Regions from separate parts of the Homo sapiens genome. Here all the other regions are linked to region 2. The links are chromatin contacts, found by Hi-C or POLR2A ChIA-PET in ENCODE. All regions are on one chromosome and are shown on one strand. The core of a region is the stretch at or near the end of the contact, and the rest is flanking DNA. Distances in the headings are between cores, read along the strand shown. Region 1 holds the start of LIMA1 (LIM domain and actin binding 1). Region 2 holds the start of SPATS2 (spermatogenesis associated serine rich 2). Region 3 holds the start of RACGAP1 (Rac GTPase activating protein 1).

Region 1 (3,933 bases), core at 1,352-3,851, 920 kb after region 2:
AAAAAACAATTGCCTTTTCTAATGGAAATTACTAACTTAGGACTCGTTATACATTTTCCTATCTGCAGAAAGGGTACAATTCTAATCTAAAAGTCATCTATCTAATAGTGTATGGAATTAAGAATGCCTGAAACTAGTTTCACTGTCAATTTAAATAATAAATTCTTCCAATTTGTGGTTAGGTGCCCTATTATGCCAAAGATGTCTAATGAACTCCCACACTCTCAATATTCTTTTGTGTCTGTGTGTGTGTCTTTGATAAATTTTTTTGGTACGAGGGCTCTAAGTTAATTGCAGTTAACTGGTGAAAAATACCAGAGAAAATATAAGAATTTGAAACCTGAAGAAACACTAGTCAAAATTATACTTAAAAACATTTTTCCCCACCCACCTATCTACCCTGTCTTCCCCACCCAAGAAAAAAAGAAAGAGAAAAACATTTTGAGGGCATCTTAGCAGGAAAAAGTATCCCCTGTCACCAAGATGTGAATTGTTTTAGCTTCTGAAGCTTTCTTTTAGAATTATTAGGTTGAAATTTAGCCCCACCTTTAACCAGAGTCTGGAACAAAGCTTGAGTGTACCAAGTTAAAGAAAGTTATACAATGAGGTAATTTTTACAAAATGGCACTCCTTTGCTAATGTTGCCAATATACTGTTCTCTTCCCAGGGACTACCTGATAACAACACTTCCCAGCCCAATACAGAACAGTGGAAACAGATCCAACTATTTACTAAATGCCACATTAACAACAGGGTCTAATCCCATTTTCCATAGGCCATAGAATTGGAGGAAGAGAGGGTAAGAAATATGAAAGTGATACAAATACATAGATTGAAGAGAATCACTCATTATTACTCAGAGGTTTTTGTTTTTAAGGAAAAGCAGAAGAGAGAATTAAAAAACAAAACAAAACACCTATATTCCCTATGCTCCTACAGTACCCTGGGCTGACCTCTAGTATAGAAATGACCTCACTAATACCATAAATTGTATGTGGATCTGTCTAACCCATTTGATTTTAAGTTCTTTTAGGGTAAAGACGTTTGGCACTTTGAATCTACAGTAGGACTGACATGAAAGGCACTCAATATTTTGTCCAAAGAATGAAATAAGTTCCTAAACTAATTACCTAGTACATTATATGTTGTTCTATCAATGCAAAACAAGAAAACATATATGAACACACACTTTTTTTTGCCTTCTTTCACGCCAACTCTATAATTTTTTGAAGATCTATCTAAAACGTGATCATCCTGCACCCAGGTTATACCTCTACAGGAACTTAGAACATGTTGTTAGGGGTCATGTTCTTTTGTGTCTACATCATACCTCAGAAGAAAGGATTGGTGTTATTTCATGGCTCCTGAAATATTTAGCATTTGTGAATAGTATTGGTAACCAAGCAGATAAAAGGTACTGTGTTAAACCATTTAAATCAAGAGCAAAAGAAAGAATACTTAATGCAAAAGAAAACCTCTCCCCAAAATGGGCATTGCCTTAAAAACTGATAACTCCCTAATTACCTTTGACTAACCTGAAAAGTCAAGTCAATTGAACCATCTGGATTAGGCAGATCTGGATTAGGCAGACTTATCTTTTATTTTTATTTATTTATTTATTTTTTTGTAGAGACAAGGGTCTCGCTAAGTTGCCTTGGCTGGTCTCAAACACCTGGGCTCAAGCGATCCTCCCGCCTCAGTTTCCCAAAGTGTTGGGATTATAGGCGTGAGCCACTGCGCCCGTCCAAGGCAGACTTTTGAAAGCTGGAATTAGGTGCAAGACAATAGTAGTTCAAATATCTCTCACCAGGATCAGCTAAACCGTTCTTGCAAGCATCAGTAAGGAGGCTAGGAAGGGTGCCAGATGGTTCGTTCCTAGCAGCTACAACTTCAAGCTTTAGTATGTGTAGCCAGGGGTGTACAATTACCTTACATTAACACCAACATATGTCGGGGGCAAGTGCCAGCGATATATACACGATAGCGATTCGGGGATGACACATCGGCTGCAAGGACTGCTATATTCTCAACATTCCTCAAAAGGGTGTAAGTGTCTTAAACAGAGTTCAGCTGGCGTAATGGAAGGGAGAAAAAATCGAAAAGAGAGGGAATGGCTGAAAATGAAGGAAAAAGAACAGTTGAATATTACAGTATTTCCCTGGAAGGAGGGTATTTGGAGTTTTAATGAATTGTCACCTTCCTCCACCACACCAGAAAGTATACAGTTAGAATGCAGTGTTCTCGGTGGGAGAGGACGGGGTATTTGCAGCTCCCGCCCTTGGGCAGCAAAGGCTCAGCCCGACATAAGCACTCCCCACCCAGCGCAGGCCCCAGAAGTGAGGAAAGAACGGAGGATCAGCGTCCCTCGACCCCTTATCTCGAGGGGGAGGGACTCACACTCCTTGCACTCCCCCCGCCCCAAAAGTCGAAGGAGAAAGAGGGTGTGGAGAGAAGCCGGGGTCTTCCCGCACTCTCCGGTTGTGGAGAGAGAAGGCCCTTACCTGGCTAAAAGCCGCCTTTCCTCTGCGCTGCTACCAGCCCTGTCACAGGTCCCGGCGCTCTACCTAGCGCACCTGTCGCGACCAAGCTGCTAACACCTACTGCTCCTGCGGCCCCGCCCCGGACCCCGCCCACCGCCGCGGGGGCGCGCACGCCAGACAGCCTCCCGTGCGGCCTCGGGCTGAGCGTGCGCGCCACCGGCTACGTGCCCAGCGCTCGCGTCTGCTCCAGTCGCTCTGGCGGTGCGGGGCGCTGGCGACGGGACAGGGTTTTTGCTGCCCGGGGCCTAGTCTACCTCGGCACGCTTTTCTCTGAAGGAGACACGCACTTGCACGACGTGGGCCTCTGTGCAGCTCTACTTTGTCCTTAACTCCTCTGACTCAACGTTATCGCAGTTTGACTCTGGAGCCACTCAGGTTTTTCCTAAGCTCAACTCTAGCCAGCTAGGTTCCTGGTGCTTTGGGGGTAAGTTGTGTGCAGGGAGGGTGTTTTACAGGAGGCTGTGTGGTGTAGTGGAAAAAGCTGAATTAAGTACATTAATCCTGAAAACGGTTTGACAAGGGCAGATGACGTCCAAGTTCTCCAACAGCTGTTTTTACTCCTCCATTCAGAATAGGAGCTGTGCTAATGGTTTGGAGACCGTCAATTGGCCTAGCACTTGGCCATCCTGCCCCCAAATTCTTGTCCCAGTTCCGTGCCAGCTGCATGATGCCTTTTGATAGTATCCTTCTTTCCTGTACCTCAAGCATAGTAGGGTTTCAGACCACAAGTTTTCTGAAGCTTTTCGGAATTCATGCAGCTTGATGCGTTATTAGTAGGGGCTGCTCGTGGGAAAACGCTTGTAATTACACTTCCTCAAGAAGTTAATGAAAATGTGTGAGAAGAGAGATTTCCAACAGGTGATGAATATGCCAGCCAGTTATTCCCTTCTTCCTTCAAATATCCAGCCTAGACTGATTTCTGGATAGGTATTGTAGAAATAAAAATTTCAGACAAAACAAACTTAGATTTTGAATCGGACAACAGTCAGAACCAAAAGAGGCTCAGACACCCCTGCTCTAGCTGCCCAGGCATCAAACTTTATAGGCTGAACACGAAAGTAAAGAAATTTGATTGGCTACAGCTAAGCGTTTGCCTTATTTGGGTATGGTCACATGGGAGGTCCCTAATTATATAACCACTTGGCTGGTTGTCTGTTTGTGATTGGTTGAAACTCCATTCAAAATCAGGTACAAGGGGCCGGGCGCGGTGGCTCACACCTGTAATCCCAGCACTTTGGGAGGCTGAGGCAGGCGGATCCCCTGAGGTTAGGAGTTCGAGACCAGCCTAGCCAACATGGCGAAGCACCGTCTCCACTAAAAATACAAAAATTAGCCGGACGTGGTGGTAAGTGCCTGTAATCCCAGCTACTCGGGAGGCTGAGGCACGAGAATG
Region 2 (4,008 bases), core at 1,209-3,708:
ACTTTATTTTCCAGCCAAAAAACTTGTATTGGCTTTGCAGCACCAACAGGCCCTATAATGAAGGCATTTCCTGAACTGAGTGACTTTTGGTGAGTGAAACCAGTCTTTGTGGAATAGGACTCAAGGCTCGCATCCCACACCTCATGATGAAGTTCTCCATTTACCAGGGTCATATCCTCCTGTTCCTACTCTGTATGGGAAGGAAGGGGAATTGTGCAAGAATTAGTCACTCATTCCTTTCTGTTCCTAAACCACTTTGTACTTTTCTGCTTCAACACTATGTTATTATAGTCATTTAATAACTTATATTTGTTTTTTGTAGAGATGGGGGACCTTGTTATGTTGCTCAGGCTGGTCTCAAACTCCTGGGCTCAAGCAATCCTCCCACCTTGGCCTCTCAAAGTGTTGGGATTACAGGCATAAGCTGCTGCAACTGGCCTATTTAATAACTTTATCCTCCTTTGGAACTGGATACTCTCCTTGGGGTAATGATTTTTTTTATTCTTCTTTGTAAATGTTCGAATACCTAGAACAATACCCACCATCATTGAGTAGGTGCCAATTTAGTGAATGAAAAGAAAGCAGACATTTGGATAATTTGCTTCTATTTGAATTTTTGAATGAAGATTGAATAGTAAGGAACATATAGTCCAGTGCCGTACCTAGCTGGATGACTTCGTCTTCTGCTTATCTAGATCAGTAAATCATATGGTTGGAGTAGATGAGACATTACTAACCACAGGTCATTGGACTCCAGGCGATTTTTGAGCCCTTACCTCAAGCAACGTTAAAAACCACAAGGATCAGATGGCTTGGCAAAGCTCTACTATACTACTCAGTTACATGTACTGTGATTGCAATAACATACGTGGAAACCAAAATGACATGTGCCTGTGGTGTCTAGCTATACACTGACACACACTCTCCAGCTTGTTGGTGCCTTTTCAGAGCCCCTTTGCTTGGCCTCAAAAGGTAAGATGAGGACAAATTCTAATATATATATATATTTTTTGAGATGGAGGGTGGAGTGCAGTGGTGCAATCCCGGCTCACTGCAACCTCCGACTCCTGGGTTCAGGTTATTCTCCTGCCTCAGCCTCCCGAGTAGCTGAGATTACAGGCGTGTGCCACCACATCCGGCTAATTTTTGTATTTTTTGTAGAGACGGGGTTTCACTATGTTAGCCAGGCTGGTCTCGAACTCCTGACCTCAAGTCATCCGCCCGCCTCGGCCTCTCAGAAGTGCTGGGATTACAGACGTGAGCCACCGCGCCCGGCCCCAGATTCTAATAAATATTTTCAATGCTGACTGTCTAAATCCCTCTGGCCCCTCTTAATAGACCCCTGACCAGTCGACACTGAGGTAAGTGCTTTATGCATGCAGAAAGGGTGCACAAATACTAGTTAGTTCCAGCACCAGGGAGGTTGGGAGTCTGGCGTCGAAGAGAGTATTTAACAGAAAAGATTCGAAGGGCGGCGGGACCGACCACCGCCGCGTAGAGGGGCTATGCTGACAGCTGGGTAGATCAGAAACCCGACTGACGATCCCGAGGTCATTCTTCCCGCGCCCCCACCGGCCTCTGCGCTCTCTCAGGAGGCAGAGCGACCGCGCGGTCCGGAGGCCCCAGCGTTTCCCGTCGTTGGCGACTCTGAAATTGCCTTTTGGAACAAAACTTGGGTCGGGAAGGAGGCGAAGGGGAAAGCGGTGTGAAGTCCTCGGTACGGAAGAGTGAGCGGCGCTGTACCCGGCGGCCAGAGAAAAAGCTTCCCAACCCGGACATTGAGCAAAAGCCCCGCGCTCGACTCCCCTAGCGGCGCCCGCGTTCGGCCACCTCCGGGGGAGTTTCGGCTCTTTCCGTCAGTTCAGCTCGGGCCCTCCGTTCCCGGCGCGCGCCGGGTCCCTAACCGATGCCGCCGGGTACGAGCTGTGCTGCACGCGGACGCGAGCTCGCGTCCCACCCGTTTTCCCCTTCCATCTACTTTGTCCCCAACCCTCTCCCCGAGTCTCTTCCTTTCCCCGGTAATTCCCAGTCTCCGGTGGCGCGCGAGCCTGCGGACGGTGCGAGACGCGAGGGACCGGGCCCCGAGAAGAGCGGTAACCCGACTGGTCGGAGCCCGCCTCTCGCCGCCCCGCGCCTCTCCCCGATCTTCTCGGTCTCCGGTGCGCGGGCCGTCTCGCCGCTCGAGCCGCGCTCGCGCACCCGTTGGCTGCCACAGCCTCGAGCTTGGCGCGCCGGATTCGCGCCGGCGCGAGTACGCGCCCTGAGCTCTGGCTGGCTGGCTGGCGCGCACGCGCCCGAGAGGGCTCCGGGGCGGGGCGAGCCGCTGCCTGGGCGAGGGTCGGGGTGATCTGCTGGATCTCCGGCAGCATCCTGCAGTCCGGCCCAGGAGAGAAGTGGGGAGGCGGCGGTGGGGGCGGGGCGGCGTCCGGCTCTGAGAGAGCTGGGGGAGGAGCGCGGCGGCGACGGCGGCGGTGGCTCTAGAAGGGGAGGTGGAGGATCTCCTTTCCTCTTCTCAGACCCGGGAGCGTCCGGGACGCGGAGCCCGGAGCTGGGGCGACGAGGCGATTGCGGGGGCCTGGGCTAGGTGAGGCTAAGGGTGCTGGGTGGCGGGGTTGGCGGGGGCTCAGAGGGCGCCGAGGTGCGGGGAGCGGGTTGAGGGAGGAAAAAGAGGGAGGGGGTAGTTGGGGGCGGGGGGACGGGAAGGAGGGGGATGTGAGCCCTTAGAGGCCCGAAGTGCCCAGAGGGTGGAAGGTTCCTGGGGTCTGTGGGGCGGGTGAAACACCCGCGTCGGAGTTGGGGAGTTTCCAGACGGATAGGCCGGGGAAACAATGGAGTGTGGGGGGGACTCTGGCGTGAGCGTGTGTGGGGTATTGGATTTTAAGAAACAACGAGCGAGATAGAACGAAAGAATAGGATCATTTGGGATGAGAAGTACAATGAATTAGGAATGCAGTAGGGATGCGTAAGGTCACCTCCGTGGCTGTGCGAGGTCCTTAGCATTCGGGGGCAATAATGAGATTTGAAAATAAGGGAGAGAAGGGCGTTCTTGGAATTGAAGGGGGAGACGAAATGGAAAATCAGGCGAACAGACGCAGAGACATAAAATAGATGTGGTTAGGACTTGGATTAAAGCAGAAAGGTAGATTCAGTCAGTTTTGGACTACAGTGATATTTTTCTCATAATTCATCCAGAATGATTAGGTTCTTTTAGAAAGTGGATCTTTCTCAAGCTTGTCCCTCTGTTAAGGAGTACAAGCCGTTCTTTAAATAATTTGATTATCGCTTGTCCATTTTATTGATAAAACATGCCTGTGATATTTACTTCCCCTCTGTTTAGCAGGCTACTGTTCCTAATTTACCTACGGTTAATGAAGCAGGAGAGGACAGATCACCAAAAATATCTTGCTTTAAGTTAGGTCAGTGATAATGCAGATTTCAGTGTTTTGGAGAGAACCAAAAGCTTGGTTGTTTGTTTTCAGTTTGACCAAAAGGTGATGGATAAAATTAAGTTACCTGTACTTTGTTAGAATTGCAATTTCTCACTGAGAAATGTTCTTGTGCCATCTGCTACTGGTTTTGTGTTTGTGGGAGAGAGTTGGGGTTCTGCCTTAAATTATTTCTTGATGTTAACTTCAAATAGGCTGCCTCATACCTTCCAGTTTCAATTAAGGTGATTTGGGAATATTGATTATGATGTTTGCATTTCCTTAATATTTGGATTTCCAGACCAAATTTGTGATTGTACTAGATAGAAAATTGCCGATTTTGAAATTGTAATGACCATTGTGTGCTCCTAAGTAGTCCATGTTAAGCCTTTTATTTGTTGGGCATTAAGTTTTGCTGACTCATCTAAGATTTATGGACATTAATCAGTTTGTATTTCTCAGCTAGGTCTTGGATGGTAGCATTTAGGTTACTTTACAAAGGTCCAAAAATAATGATTTAAATTGTTACTTTTCTTAGATGTTATGAAAATTGAACAAAGCAAGAAATGAGTGCAGTGTTCTC
Region 3 (3,475 bases), core at 229-2,728, 660 kb after region 2:
CCGGGCGTGGTGACGGGCCCCTATAGTCCCAGCTACTCGGGAGGCTGAGGCAGGAGAATGGCGTGAATCCGGGAGGCGGAGCTTGCAGTGAGCCGAGATCGCGCCACTGCACTCCAGCCTGGGCGACACAGCGAGACTCCGTCTCAAAAAAAAAAAAGAAATCAGTATATCAAAAAGACCCCTGCATTGATATATTTATCACAGCAGAATTTACAGTAGCAAAGATACGGTATCAACCTAAGTGTTCATCAACGAAGGATTGGATAAAGAAAATGTAATATATAGACAGACATACACCACAGAATACTACTCAGCCATAAAAAAGAATGAAATCACGTCTTTTGCAGCAACATGGATAGAACTGGAGGCCATTATCCTCAGTGAAATAACTCAGAATGTCAAATACCGCATGTTCTCACTTATAAGTGAAAGCTAATCAATGGGTACACAGACATACAGAGTGGAATAATACACACTGGAGAATACAAAAGATGGGAAGGTGGAGGGGGCTGAGGGTTGAAAAACTACGTATTGGGTACAATGTTCACTATTTGAGTGATGGGGACACTAAGAGACCAGACCTCACCACGACGCGATATATGCATGTAAGAAATCTGCACTTGTACCCCCTAAATATACAAAAATTTTTTTAAGTCCCCTCCAAAAGATAAATACTTATTGAATGATTAAGCTACAGGAAAGGCGCCTTCTCTAAACACCTACAATAACTCGGAAAGCTTATTTACCCGACACATTAGAAAGATAATGCTTTCTTAAAAAAAAAAAGGGCTTATCTACCCACCTACCCCCACTTTCCGACACACACCTCTCGGCCTACGGATGAAATCCTGTGAAGAGAAATGTACGTGAAAGTGTACAAGTAAGGCCTCGTTGTTACTGAGGGTAAGAATCAGGATGAGAAGGACAAGATGTCATTGCCTTGCCTTGCCTCCCTAGACATACGAGACCCACGAAGTAGAGGGGCTCCACTGCAGGCCGCCCGGGCCTCTCAAACACCAGGGCTCTTCCCTTCGAAAACGATGGGGTGTCACTCCAACCACTCTTAAACTCGTATCTGACTGAGAGACTCTTGTTTAGGATGACTCCTGCCCTGGTCCAGCCACCACCTCAAAAAGACGCCCCCGGCTTTCCACAAAACCCGGCGCCAAGACAGAAGCCCCCGACCCTCCCAGGCCGCGTCCATTCGACCTGCCACGACCCCCACCCCAGAAAAGCCCGAGTGGAGAGGCTGTGGCTGCCAGCCTGTCCCGCTGTCCCGCTGTCCCGGACCCCCGCGGCGGCCACGGCTCACCACACGAACACTCTGCTTCCTATCACAATCCAGCGGCAGACGCACCTGGTCTGGCACCCCCACTACTCACTTCAGTCAGCCTGGCCCCACCTGGGCCACCCTTCACTTCGCTCCGCGCCTCACCCAACGGCAGAGCAGCGCCGCGCCCACAGCTCCGGTTTGAAAACCTTCACCAACCAATCACAGAGAAATTTATTCCTCCCGCGCCGTCCCTCTACGGTGTGACGTACGCGTCAGGGCCACGCGGAGGTGACGGGAACGGGAATGAGCATGCGCATTCTGACAAAGCGAAGCCAAAGGTGGCCATTTTGACTAATGTCAACGGTTTTTCGGTTTTTTTTGTTTTTTTTTGCGGTGCCCTTTCCGGAAGTCATTCAGGATGCCATATTGACTAAGGGCAAGTGGTACTTCCTGAATGCGAATTATTCTTGGTCTCACTGTCTGCGGGACTAGGGCCCTTGGAAACGATTAACTGAACAATGTCAGCTCTCACAGTAGAATCAGAAGAATACCAGGAGTTAGAACAGCAGTTAGTTTCAAGCACATTCACTGAGCTATATTATCCCTTCCATTGATGTATCCATTCAGACTTTTATTTGACACACATTGAATGAGCCCACATCATCACAAGCACTCCACTGGGAATCGGAAAAATAAAGATGGTATGGTCTCTACTGTCCAGTAGCTACGAATGGAGGCGATAGCTCTAGAAAACAAAAATAAATACAAAATGAAAATAAAATACTATAATTCCATTTAATAAACGTTATTTAGAACTTGGCATTGTGCTAGCACAGGAGCTTTCATGCTTTTTAAAAACTCTGGACCCACAGTGAGAAATACATTTTACGTTGCAACCGGGTAATGAAAACTCTGCTCATCCTTACTACATGCAAAGTACCCAGAACTCACTACTCAACAACGCATGGCTACCCGCAATTTGGAAAAATACTGGCTGGAGCATACAAGAAGCGCTGTGGTTTAAAGGAAAGATCACTTACTGTCACATTGGTCCTTAATTTAAAAAAAAAAAAAGAAAAGAAAGATCACAGATTTGGGGGAGGGAGATTAGGGAGATGTTGGTCAAGAGATATAAAATTTCAGTTAGAGGAAAATTTAGATCTATTGTACAACACAGTGACTGTAGTTAATAACAAAGTATAATGCATTTGAAAATTGCTAAGAGTAGATCTTAAATGCTCTCACCACACACCTCAATAAAGTATGTGAGGTAATGGATATATTAATTCGCTTGATTTAGTCATTCCACAGTGTATACATACATCAAAACATCACCATAAATATATAAAATTGTATTTTATCCAAAAATCACATCACAAATTTTGTAACCCGAAAATTTGACTCCACTTTTATTTTAGAGACAGGGTCTTACTCTGTCACGCAGGCTGGAGTGCAGTGGCACAATTATAGCTCACTGCAAATATGAACTCCTACACTCAAGGGATCCTCCCTCATACCTAGGACTACAGGCACATGATCAAGGTAATTCTTTTGCTTGTTTGTTTATCTTTTGTAGAGAAGGGTCTCACTATGTTGTCCAGGCTAGTCTTGAACTCCTGGCCTTAGGTGATCCTCCCACCTGAGCCTCCCAAAGCACTGGGATTACAGACAGTAGCACTCCACCTGGCCTTGAACAATAGCAGGCGTTCGGCTGACCCACCCATATTATCACTTTTTAATACTTCTGTACTTCACTTCCTCCAAGTATAATGTAGAAATAATAATCCCATCTCTATCTCACAGGTTTATTCCCAGATCGACTGAGACACAGTGTGGTACACTATCAAAGTTTATACTTGGTAAACTGCAATACAGATTATTATTAATATTATTAAGAAAGGGATGAAGAAAGAAAATATGAACTGTGCATTTGTTATCCCATTTAATCCTCCTAACAACCTTTCAAGGTCAGGAGCATTCATTGATTGCATTAGCCTGTGCCTGCTTAGATACCTATAATAAAATGAAATAAGTAGTAGGACAAAGACATGTATAAAGTACTTTAGGAGCACAGACAAGGAAGCAATTAATCCTATCTGGGGAGTGGGAGTGTTAAAAAAGCCTGCAGAGACTGATCTGAGCTGGGTCTTGTGTGAATAGGAATTTACAGGAGAGAAGGGAATGGAAAATTACTGGCAATAG

The links. Hi-C counts contacts between places; a loop is a spot of excess contacts on that map. ChIA-PET counts read pairs that join two places held with the same protein, here RNA polymerase II (POLR2A). Pooled maps may share reads with other maps.
Region 1: a pooled map shows a loop between it and region 2 (11-fold over the local background). The contact joins the promoter of LIMA1 here to the promoter of SPATS2 in region 2. A Hi-C loop is called at or near these places in 5 of 50 pooled maps.
Region 3: a loop to region 2 is called in a map of naive thymus-derived CD4-positive, alpha-beta T cell, with 32 times the contacts of the local background. The contact joins the promoter of RACGAP1 here to the promoter of SPATS2 in region 2. A Hi-C loop is called at or near these places in 1 of 168 maps with a recorded cell type or tissue (naive thymus-derived CD4-positive, alpha-beta T cell) and 7 of 50 pooled maps. POLR2A ChIA-PET finds 5 or more read pairs at or near these places in 1 of 52 experiments (activated CD4-positive, alpha-beta T cell).

Annotation. Positions count from the first base shown.
Region 1 is chr12:50,280,919-50,284,851 of GRCh38, forward strand. LIMA1 (LIM domain and actin binding 1) reads right to left here and starts at 2,602. Exons shown (of 11, transcript NM_016357.5): 1 at 2,502-2,602. LOC107984505 (a long non-coding RNA gene) reads left to right here and starts at 2,703. Exons shown (of 2, transcript XR_001749144.2): 1 at 2,703-2,964. RefSeq lists a silencer at 2,513-2,822.
Region 2 is chr12:49,365,004-49,369,011 of GRCh38, forward strand. It overlaps SPATS2 (spermatogenesis associated serine rich 2), which reads left to right and starts at 2,459. Exons shown (of 14, transcript NM_023071.4): 1 at 2,459-2,584. RefSeq lists an enhancer at 1,539-1,798 and silencers at 2,089-2,568, 2,589-2,638, 2,669-2,738.
Region 3 is chr12:50,024,016-50,027,490 of GRCh38, forward strand. RACGAP1 (Rac GTPase activating protein 1) reads right to left here and starts at 1,479. Exons shown (of 17, transcript NM_001319999.2): 1 at 1,383-1,479. RefSeq lists enhancers at 1,342-1,431, 3,291-3,475.